2 separate regions of the Homo sapiens genome follow, and region 1 is linked to region 2. A link is an interaction called in ENCODE POLR2A ChIA-PET data of the cell type or tissue named here. Cell type or tissue: A673. All regions are shown on one strand. Region 1 overlaps SKA3 (spindle and kinetochore associated complex subunit 3). Region 2 has its middle 18 kb from the start of LATS2.

Region 1 (5,000 bases), 92 kb before region 2:
GTCCATTAAATCAAGTTCATAAGTGACAAAACTACTTCATGGCGTTAGAAATCAGGGTAAGGTGGCTGGGTGCAGTGGCTCACGCCTATAATCCCAACACTTTGAGAGGCCGAGGCGGGTGGATCACTTGAGGTCAGGAGTTCAAGACCAGCCTCACCAACATGGTGAAACCCCCATCTCTATTAAAAATATAAAACTAGCCAGATGTAGTGGCGCACACCTGTAGTCCCAGCTACTTGGGAGACTGAGACAGGAGAATCGCTTGAATCCGGGAGGTGAAGGTTGCAGTGAGCCAAGATCGCACCATTGCACTCCAGCCTGGGCAACAAGAGCGAAACTCCATCTCAAAAAAAGAAAAAGAAATCAGGCTAAAGTTTACCCTTGTGGGGAAGGGAGAGACTATAAGAGGGCTTCTAGAGTTCTACTAAGGCTCTGTTTCTCCTTTTTCTTGAGCTGAGGGCCAGTTGTGCAGGTATGCTCATTTTATAAAGTTCATTAAACTATATACTTAGGATTTGTATGCTTTTCAGTATGTATGTTATACAGTCATGTTACTTAATGGGGATACATTCTGAGCAACGTTAGGCAATTTTGTTATTGTGCGAACATCATAGAGCATATGTAACACAAACGTAGATGATATGACCTACTGCATACCTAGGCTGTATGGTGTAGCCTGTCGCTCCTAGGCCACAAACCTGTATAGCATGCGACTGCATTGAATACTGTAAGCAACTGTAACATTATGGTAAGTATTTGTGTATCTAAACATAAAAAAGGTACGGTAAAAAATATGGTATTATCTTATGGTACCACTGTCATATGTGATCTGTGATTGACCAATGTCATTATAAGGTATATGATTGTATACTATTCTTTTTCTTCCTCCTTTTCCTTACATTTATTGGACTTCTTTTCTTTCAATATTCATATTGAAGACTTTGAAGATTATCCAATGAGAATTTTATATGACCTTCATTCAGAAGTTCAGACTCTAAAGGTATCACTCCTACAATATTGATTTATTATTTTTCTGTGGCGAGTAATTTTTTTATCCTAAATAGATTTAGTCAGAAGTTAGAGAAATTAAAATGTACTTTCTTTATTCATAAAAGGATGATGTTAATATTCTTCTTGATAAAGCAAGATTGGAAAATCAAGAAGGCATTGATTTCATAAAGGCAACAAAAGTACTAATGGAAAAAAATTCAATGGATATTATGAAAATAAGAGAGTATTTCCAGAAGTATGGATATAGTCCACGTGTCAAGAAAAATTCAGGTTTGAATAACTTCATTTTATAGCATTTGTTTTAGTATTGAAGAAACAAGGCAGCATGATTAAGACAACTGTAGCCTTGGCTATGGTTTTTAGTTCTAGCTCTGTTGTTATCTGACGCTTATTTGATAAATATTTAGTCAACTCTCACTGTGTGGTGTGCTTTTGGAGTGCTAATCAGGGGTGTAATATAAAAACAGTCCTTGTTCTCCTTTCCAAAATGCCAAATGAAAGCTAGCACAATGCTAGATTTAGCACATTTAGGCTAGATGGCCTATTTAAATGAAAAACTACAAGATAAATCTTCAAAACTTGGGATAGGTGGTTTCTAGTTAGCCCTGCCAATAAAAGCTGAGAGACCTCGAGGCATGTTATTTCATTTTTCTTGTTCACAGTGTTCTCTTCTATAGAAAGAGATATTGGCTATAAAATTTGACGAAGTCCTTTTTTGATTCTAAAATTTTAATGAAGGGCATTCTATCATAGTGGTTTAGAATTTGGAGTCAAAATGCCTGAGTTCAAATCCGTATTCCACCACTTAATAGCTGTATTATTATCTTTGTCAAGTTACTTAACCTTGTGCCTCAGTTTCTCATTTGTAAAGTGGGAATGTTTAGTATATCTATCTCATGAGATTGTATAAGGATTAAATAAGATAAAGTTGCTTACAGCAGTTCCTAGCATGTCAGTCACCCAAGATTAATTATTAACTGTTACTGTTATGCCCATACCTCTGAATGACTAACTTCAGTGTCTTCATTTCTTTTTTTTTTTTTTGAGATGGAGTCTCGCTCAGTCGTGCAGTGGCGCGATCTCGGCTCACTGCAAGCTCTACCTCCCGGGTTCAAGCCATTCTCCTGCCTCAGCCTCCTGAGTAGTTGGGACTACAGGGGCCCGCCACCACGCCCAGCTAATTTTTTTGTATTTTTATTAGAGACGGGGTTTCACTGTGTTACCCAGAATGGTCTCGATCTCCTGACCTCGTGATCCGCCTGTCTCGGCCTCCCAAAGTGCTGGGACTACAGGCGTGAGCCACAGCGCCTGGCCCAGTGTCTTCATTTCTGTTATTAAATTGAACAAGTATGTATTGAGGATGTGTGTGGCAGGTAAGTTAAACAGTCCATGTGAGACGGGCACAGTGGCTCATGCCTGTTACCCCAGCAGTGTGGGAGATTGAGGCAGGAGGATCACTTGAGGCCAGGGCTACATAATGAGACTCTGTCTCTACAAAAAATTCTTTTACAAAATTAGCTGGGCATGGTGGTGCACACTTGGAGTCACAGCTATTCAGGAGGCTGAGGCAGAAGGGATCCCTTAAGCCCACGAGTTCAAGGCCACAGTGAGCTACTATCACGCCACTGCACTCCAACCTGCATGACATAGCAAGACCCTGTCTCAATAAATAAAATACATACATACATACATACATACAAACAACCCATACCACCACCACCACCCCCCACGTGGAATCATAGAATTCAGTTGACTTTGGTGTGAAAGAGCCACAGATTCAAATACGGGCTCCACCAGTTATTACATGCGTGACCTTGGGTAATTTCTCTAAGTTGCTTTTTCCTCACTTATAAGATGGGGATAATAATATCTCCCTATGGAGTAGTGATAATGATGATTTATTAATCTCTGAAATGACAGCACTGTGATAAATACATCAGTAGGTTTTTGGAACTCTTGTAGCAAGAACTTTCTGTTCTCAAAAGTAACAGAAAGCATAATGCCAAAAACAACTCAGTGACTCAGAAGCTCTTCAAAGGAACAAAAACTATGAAATCAAAATATAAAACTTTAGAGATTTAAACTCAAGACTTTTAAAACAAAACAAACAAACAAGAAAGTATATAACCGGCCAGGCACGGTGGCTCATGCCTGTAATCCCAGCACTTTGGGAGGCCAAGGCGGGCAGATCACCTGAGGTCAGGAGTTCGAGACCAGCCTAGCCAACATGGTGAGACCCTGTCTCTACTAAAAATACGAAAATTAGCTGGGTGTGGTGGCGTGTGCCTGTAATCCCAGCTACTCATTAGGCTCATACAAGAGAATTGTTTGAACCCAGGAGACGGAGGTTGCCGTGAGCTGAGATTGCACCACCACACTCTAGCCTGGGTGACAGAGCAAGACTCCATCTCAAAAAAAAAAAAAAAAAAGTATATAACCTATTAATGGTTGAGAAACTGTATATCTTTGAAGTGCTCTCCTATTATTTTTCTCAACTAGGTGTTTTATATAGGTGTTCCAGACTAAGGATACAAACTTATCTTTATATAGCAGTCTTTGCTATTTAGCTGAGGCATCTGGAAGTTACGAATCTAAAATAATATCATACTCTGTGTTAAATCTGGAACACAGTTGATTCCATACTGTCATGAAATTTTAAAATACAGTTTCAGGCCAGGTGCAGTGGCTCACGCCTGTAATCCCAACACTTTGGGAGGCTGAGGCAGGTGGATCACTTGAGCCCAGGAGTTCAAGACCAGCCTGGGCAACATGGCGAAACCCTATCTCTACAAAAAGTACAAAAAATTATCTGGGCATGGTGGCACATGTCTGTAGTACCAGCTGCCTGGGAGGCTGAGGTAGGAGAATCACCTGAGCCCAGTGTTGTGGGTGTGACTAGCTGGGGCTAGTGTCTCAGGTGGTAAAGGAATTTACCAAGACAGTTGTAGGTAGAGAAAGGCAGATTTATTAGCGAAAGTATGAAAATACATTGCAAGGTTGCAATGGGCAGTACAGCAGAGAAGGGGCTGTCTGCAAAGAGGCAGAGGCTGAAGGGAAGTTTTATAGGGTCATGCTGGAGGCGGGCTAGGTACAGAACAAGGTTGTTGTGACCAGGCATGGTGGCTCACATGGGTAATCCCAGCACGCTGGGAGGCCGAGGTGGGCAGATCACTTGAGCTCAGGAGTTCTAGACCTGTCTAGGCAACATGGTGAAACCCTGTCTCTACCAAAAATACAAAAAATTAGCTGGGCATGGTGGTGCGTGCCTATAGTCCCAGCTTTGGAGGTTGAGGCTGCAGTGAGCCGAGATTGCCACTGCACTCCAGCCTGGGGGACAAAGTGAGACCCTGACTCAAAAAATAAAAATAAAAAAAAAAAGGAACAAAGTTGTTGTGCCTGCAGGTTGTTTGTGATTAGCCTTTTCTCAGAACAGTTGTTCATTGTTCGCCCCAACCTGGGGCCTTCCCCCATTGTTGCCTACTTATCTGTGATTGTGCCACTGCACTCCAGCCTGGGCAACAGTCAAAGCTACAGAAAATATATTCTGATGCTCACTGAAGTCTGAGAAAGAAAAAAAAAAAAGAAAGAAAAAATATTATGAAAAACTAGTAAATCACATTAAGGATGTAAGAAAATTGGACTTTTATTTGTGAATATTAATTTTTCATCTTATAACACTTTTAACTTGCTTTCCTTCTCTAATGTATAATCACAATGAGATATGGGTGCACAAGAGATACATGTCAGAACTTTATTAAAGGGACAATTGAAATAACATTTCAGCTGAGTGTGGTGGCTCATGCCTGAAATCCCATCACTTTGGGGGGCCAAGGCAGGAGGATCATTTGAGCCCAGGAGTTTGACACCAGCCTGGGCAACATGATGAGACCCCACTCTACAAAAAAAAATTTTTAAAATTAGCTGAGCATGGTGGCACACCTGTAGTCCCAGCTACCCCAGGGGCTGAGATGGGACGATCACTTGAGCCC
Region 2 (5,000 bases):
AGCCTGGCCAATGTGGCAAAATCCCGTTTCTACTTAAAAATGCAAAAAAATTAGCCGGGCGTGGTGGTGTGCACCTGTAGTCCCAGCTACTCAGGAGGCTGAGTTAGGAGAATTGCTTGAAGCTGGGAGGCGGAGGTTGCAGTGAGCCAAGATTGCATGGCTGCACTCCAGCCTGGGCAACAGACTGAGACTCTGTCTCAAAATAAAATAAAATAAAATAAAATAAAATAAAATAAAATAAAATTTTCACTAAAAATGAAATGGACCTGTCTGGAGCCATCACATTTTTTTTTTTTTTTTTTTTTTGAGATGGAGTCTCACTCTGTCACCCAGGCTGGAGTGCAGTGGCGCAATCTCAGCTTACTGCAAGCTCCGCCTCCCGGGTTCACGCCATTCTCCTGCCTCAGCCACCCCAGTAGCTGGGACTACAGGTGCCTGCCACCAGGCCCAGCTAATTTTTTGTATTTTTACTAGAGACGGGGTTTCACCGTGTTAGCCAGGATGGTCTCGATCTCCTGACCTCATGCTCTGCCCACCTGGGCCTCCCAAAGTGCTGGGATTACAGCCATGAGCCACCGCGCCTGGCCCGAGCCATCGCAGATTTTGTACTCAGAATCTCTGAGATAAGTGATTAAGGAATGTGCTTTTTTAACAAGCTCCTCCGACTATGCCTACAGACAATACCGTTTGAAGATTCCAGCCCCAGTCTGTGAATTACAAATGAACAGAGTTTCTCTTATCCCAGTCTAGGATACAATCAAGGTTTTCACCACCCTGGTGAAAGGTGCCTTTGCTGTCTCATTTGTCAGCTCCCTTTGGGTGAACCCAGACCTGTGTTCAGGAAGTGATGATGAAGCCTTTCCCTTCACCTTCACAAAAAACTGTGATTTGGCACAGTGTTATTTACATATTAACCTATTGTATATTTTGTTTGCTGGGAATGGTAAATTTTATTAATTTACCAGTCAATAATTAGACCACTTCTACAAACAAACAAACAAGGCTGTGAGGTCAAGCATAAATCGTTGAATTGATTTTTAAATTCATATTCCACTTGTTCATACCTTCTGTCTTATCGCTATCAAATACCACAACCTTAAGTGGTAATTTGTCTTCAAACCAAATATCAGTTAACTGTGCAGTCACACAAACTGATTTTTTTTTCTTCTTACCAATAGCAGTTTAACAAAAGCATATTTTTCTTTTTAGAATTCAATAAGAAAAAATATTTATTTCTGCCTTCCAGATTTTGGGGGTGAAATAGCTAGCTCTCTGAAGCTAATTTTTGGGTTGCTATTTTAAAATTATGTTTCCAAGCCCAGGAACCATGCAAACTGTCCACCAGAGCTGCCCCTGAGTTCCTCGTTTGTGATTTCTGTACAGCTGGCCCCATTTGAACTTTAGATTCCAATGGAGCGCTGGATTTCTATATGATATCCTCTGAGCACTTAAGCCCTTGCTTTGTCAGCGTATTACATTGAGTTTCTTGTTGTTCTGTTGCTCTATAAAAGGCATCCTGTCATTACCTCTCTCCTATGGGGGGGCTCTCTCCATCAGTCTATTCTGCTCGTTCACTTCATAGTACAAAAGTGCTCAGTAGATGCTATTGGCTGACATCCAGTCCTAGACAATCTTATTAACTGGCACACCTACAGAAACTAACTATTATATTATTATGGGATCTTGAAGGCATTTTAAAGAACACAGCAACTATATGCCAAAGAGGCTAGGAGAGCTTTCACCCAAATGGCTGTTTTATTACCCCTGCGTTGCCCAGATTTATGCTCAGCATTTAGCACAGAGCAATGAACGCAACTTTAAATACGAGATTTGTTTTCAGCTGAGCAGACAAGTGTTTGTTTTCTACACAAATGAAAGCCCGTACGTCAGTGTTTTGTCATTTGTGCTTTTTTGTAGAACTCACATGTGATGACTTCATTGCAGATTAACGTCCAGCACTGCCAGGGAATTTTCAGGGCTGAGCCCCTCGAACTGTCATTTGTCCTGGGTCAGCCCACTGGCATTTGTGATAATGCCCATTAGATAGGAGGACTGTTTCCTGAAGTGAAAGAGCAAATTCCTCTGAGCATTCTCCGTGGTGTGAGGAATTGCTTCTCAAGGAAGGAATTGAAATCATTTGACCATTTCTCCTCACCCATAGTCTCAGTTTCCTGACATTCTGAGTTTTGCAGTGACACATTCTTTTGGGTATGTGAACTGACCAAACGGGATGTTGCCTCACAGAGCATGTTGCAGGGAGCTGCCTGCCTGAACCACTCTCACCTCTAATTTCCAGCGGAGAGAGAGGCCGTCGTGCACACACACACGTGTGTGTGTGTGTGTAGGTCTTCTCTTGACAAAGGATAGCATGAATTTGATCAATTCAGTTAATTACGTGATGGATGTAAAAACAAACCTCCAAAAAGGGTGAAGTGGTAACATAATACATGGGATACCAGCAAGTTCAAAGTCATCTTCTCGTATTTTCCAGTCTAACCTGTAAATCCTATGTTTCTTCTCTTTGTATGATAGCGTTAAAGAAAAACTAGGATTATCCCTGAACCAGAACCCTGAATTTCAGAGATCCTCCATAATATATTGCTCTATTCTCGCCAAACAAAACACTTTCAGGCCCTAGAATGGCTTAGAATTAATTCCACAGTTGGCAGTGGTGATGTTCAAGTTGTGGTGTTCCTTCCTAAGGTTAGGGAAATTCCATTCAAAGTCCCCAAATTCTTTTAGATTTCTGGCATGTACAGCATGCAGAATTTAATATAGCTAAGTAGTTTTATTTTAAAAACTATTCAATATCAGCGGGATGTTTGTCACAACTATGCCTTACTTAAGATCATCATAAATGCCTTTTTTTAGATGTTCTGTTCACAATCCTAGGAACGCACAGCTATGGGCTTTAATTGGCAGCATATGGTGCCATTACCTTCCGTAGAAATGCATTTCCCTCCCCAAATTTGATGTTAATAATTTGATTCACTAGACTTAAAATTCACAGAAAGGTTATTGGCTTTATCTTTCCTTCTAAAATAATCTTTTCACTCTGTTGATACTTGGTAAGCTCCAGCTCTTCCCAATTTTTCTTTGGATAAAAGGTTTATTTATTCAATGAACACCTACCACATGCCAGGCACTTCACATGTACTACCTCATTTGATCCTCGTATCACTAAGAAACAGATATAAATACCTGCTTTACAAATGAGAAAAACAAGGCTTTGACGTTTTAAGAAACTTGGTTAAGATCTCACAACCAGCGAAATGTGTTGGCTCCAAAGCCCGGGTCTTTCCCAGATGCTCAGCTGCCTCCCAGACCAGAGGCCATATGCTTGCAATATAAGATCAGGAAAGGCTTCCTGAAGGAAGTGGCAGGAATGGGAGGAGTTTTAAGACAAGAGCAATGGGAGCTTTCAGAGCAATAAGTGGGAAAACTATTAAGAATCAAAACCATCTGGAAAATAAACAGAAACACATACACAGCATTCCTGGGCAGCTGAAGGAACCATGAGTTCACGTCACTTGCCTGATTGGTTCTTTAGAAAGTCATTAATTTCAATTGTTCTATCACATTTATTGATCACCTCCTACTTGCCAGGCCCTTTTCTAGGTGCTGGGATGGAACCAAGACTAAAATAATCCCTGCCATGGAGCTGTTGTCAAGTAGGAGGTAAGGCCCTCCGTCCCTCCCCCGCTTCCTTCCCTCCCTCTTTCCTTCCTTCCTTCCTTCCTTCCGTCCTCCCTCCCTCCTTCCCTCCCTCCCTCCCTTCCTCACCTTCACTTATTAATTCATGTAGACTCCCTTTTTCAGTAACCGCAGAAGAGCGTCCTGGAGAGAAGGTTCCAGAGAAGCCTGGCGCAGGTTCCGGCCTGGCGGAGGCTCCCCGGGGTCTTGGAGCTGCGCGTGGGCATCAACACCTGGCTGTCTGTGTCTCCAGCCTGGGTCCAAGATGTGTGGGCCGGGCTTGCAGGCAGTGGTCCAGAGAGGCTGTTGGGAGATGACCATTTCCATCTGAAGGGCTTCGTAGTCTCTGAGGTACCTTTGCTTTCTCATTTGTCGGCTCCCTTTGTTCAGAGTCCGGTTGGCCCTGGGCCTCCGCCTGATGCTGGGCTCGCACGGAAAGCGCCAGCTCGCGTGTTGGTCCCCACCACTAAACCTATGCAGAGAGCACCGCACGCGAGAGGCTGGCTTACTCCTCTCCTGCGGCTGCACACAGGCCGGGGTGCAGGAGGGCTGGATCCGGTTTGAGGGAGAAGGGAGAGCTGGGCCTGGGAACCAAAGGAGGGGATGGCTAGAGAAAGTGCCAAGGCTGCATCCGGAAGACATTCAAAAGGGAAGGCGGGGCCAGGTGCGGTGGCGCGCACCTGGGATCCCAGCACTCAGGAGGCTGAGTCGGGAGTATCACTTGAGGCCAGGAGATAGAGGCTGCAGTGAGCCGAGATTGGGCCACTACACTCCAGCCTGGGCAACAGAGCAAGACCCTGTCGAAAGCGAGAGGGAGAGAAAAGAAAAAGGAAGGAAAGGGAAGAAAGGAGAAAGTTACAGGGAGAAGACAGCAACCAGCCAGCCAGGTAATGCCTGAGATGACCAGGAGACGTCAAGCTAGGAGAAAGGCCTGAAACAGATCCTCCCTCGGCCTCACAGGAGCCCAGCCTACCCACACCTTGGTTCCGGATTTCCAGCCTCCATGAGTGTGAGAGGAGTGAACTCCTGTTGTTTAGGATCCCGATGTTGGCAGAGCTTTCCCTAGCTGACTACCAGGGCCTGCCCTGAGAAGCCCTCACCCTCGGTGCTCAGCTGCCATGGGACCTCGGCTCTGTCTACTTCCGCTTGCCTCTTCCCCACAACTGCTGCTCCCACTCAGTAGCCAGAGTGCGGTTTTGGGGTGTTTTTTTTTTGCTGTTTTTTTTTTCTTTTTACAGGTTCTGGTTCTGTCGCCCAAGCTGGAGTGCAGAGCGGCAATCTCGGCTCCACTGCAGCCTCAACCTCCT

What was found. Peaks named below come from ENCODE experiments on the same cell type or tissue, not always from the same donor. Only the 100,000 strongest peaks of a DNase experiment are listed, where the experiment ranks them.
Region 1: POLR2A ChIA-PET joins it to region 2 with 7 read pairs; 10 of 35 experiments call an interaction of 5 or more read pairs at or near these places.

The regions. Positions count from the first base shown.
Region 1 is chr13:21,168,620-21,173,619 of GRCh38, reverse strand. It overlaps SKA3 (spindle and kinetochore associated complex subunit 3), which reads left to right. Exons shown (of 9, transcript NM_145061.6): 2 at 939-1,000; 3 at 1,116-1,281. Among named protein-coding and RNA genes, the nearest start is that of SKA3, 5.4 kb to the left of the region's middle. In A673, no CTCF peak of the experiment used is centred here; no DNase peak of the experiment used is centred here; H3K27ac peaks cover 681 bases.
Region 2 is chr13:21,077,103-21,082,102 of GRCh38, reverse strand. No RefSeq gene overlaps it. Among named protein-coding and RNA genes, the nearest start is that of LATS2, 18 kb to the right of the region's middle. In A673, no CTCF peak of the experiment used is centred here; no DNase peak of the experiment used is centred here.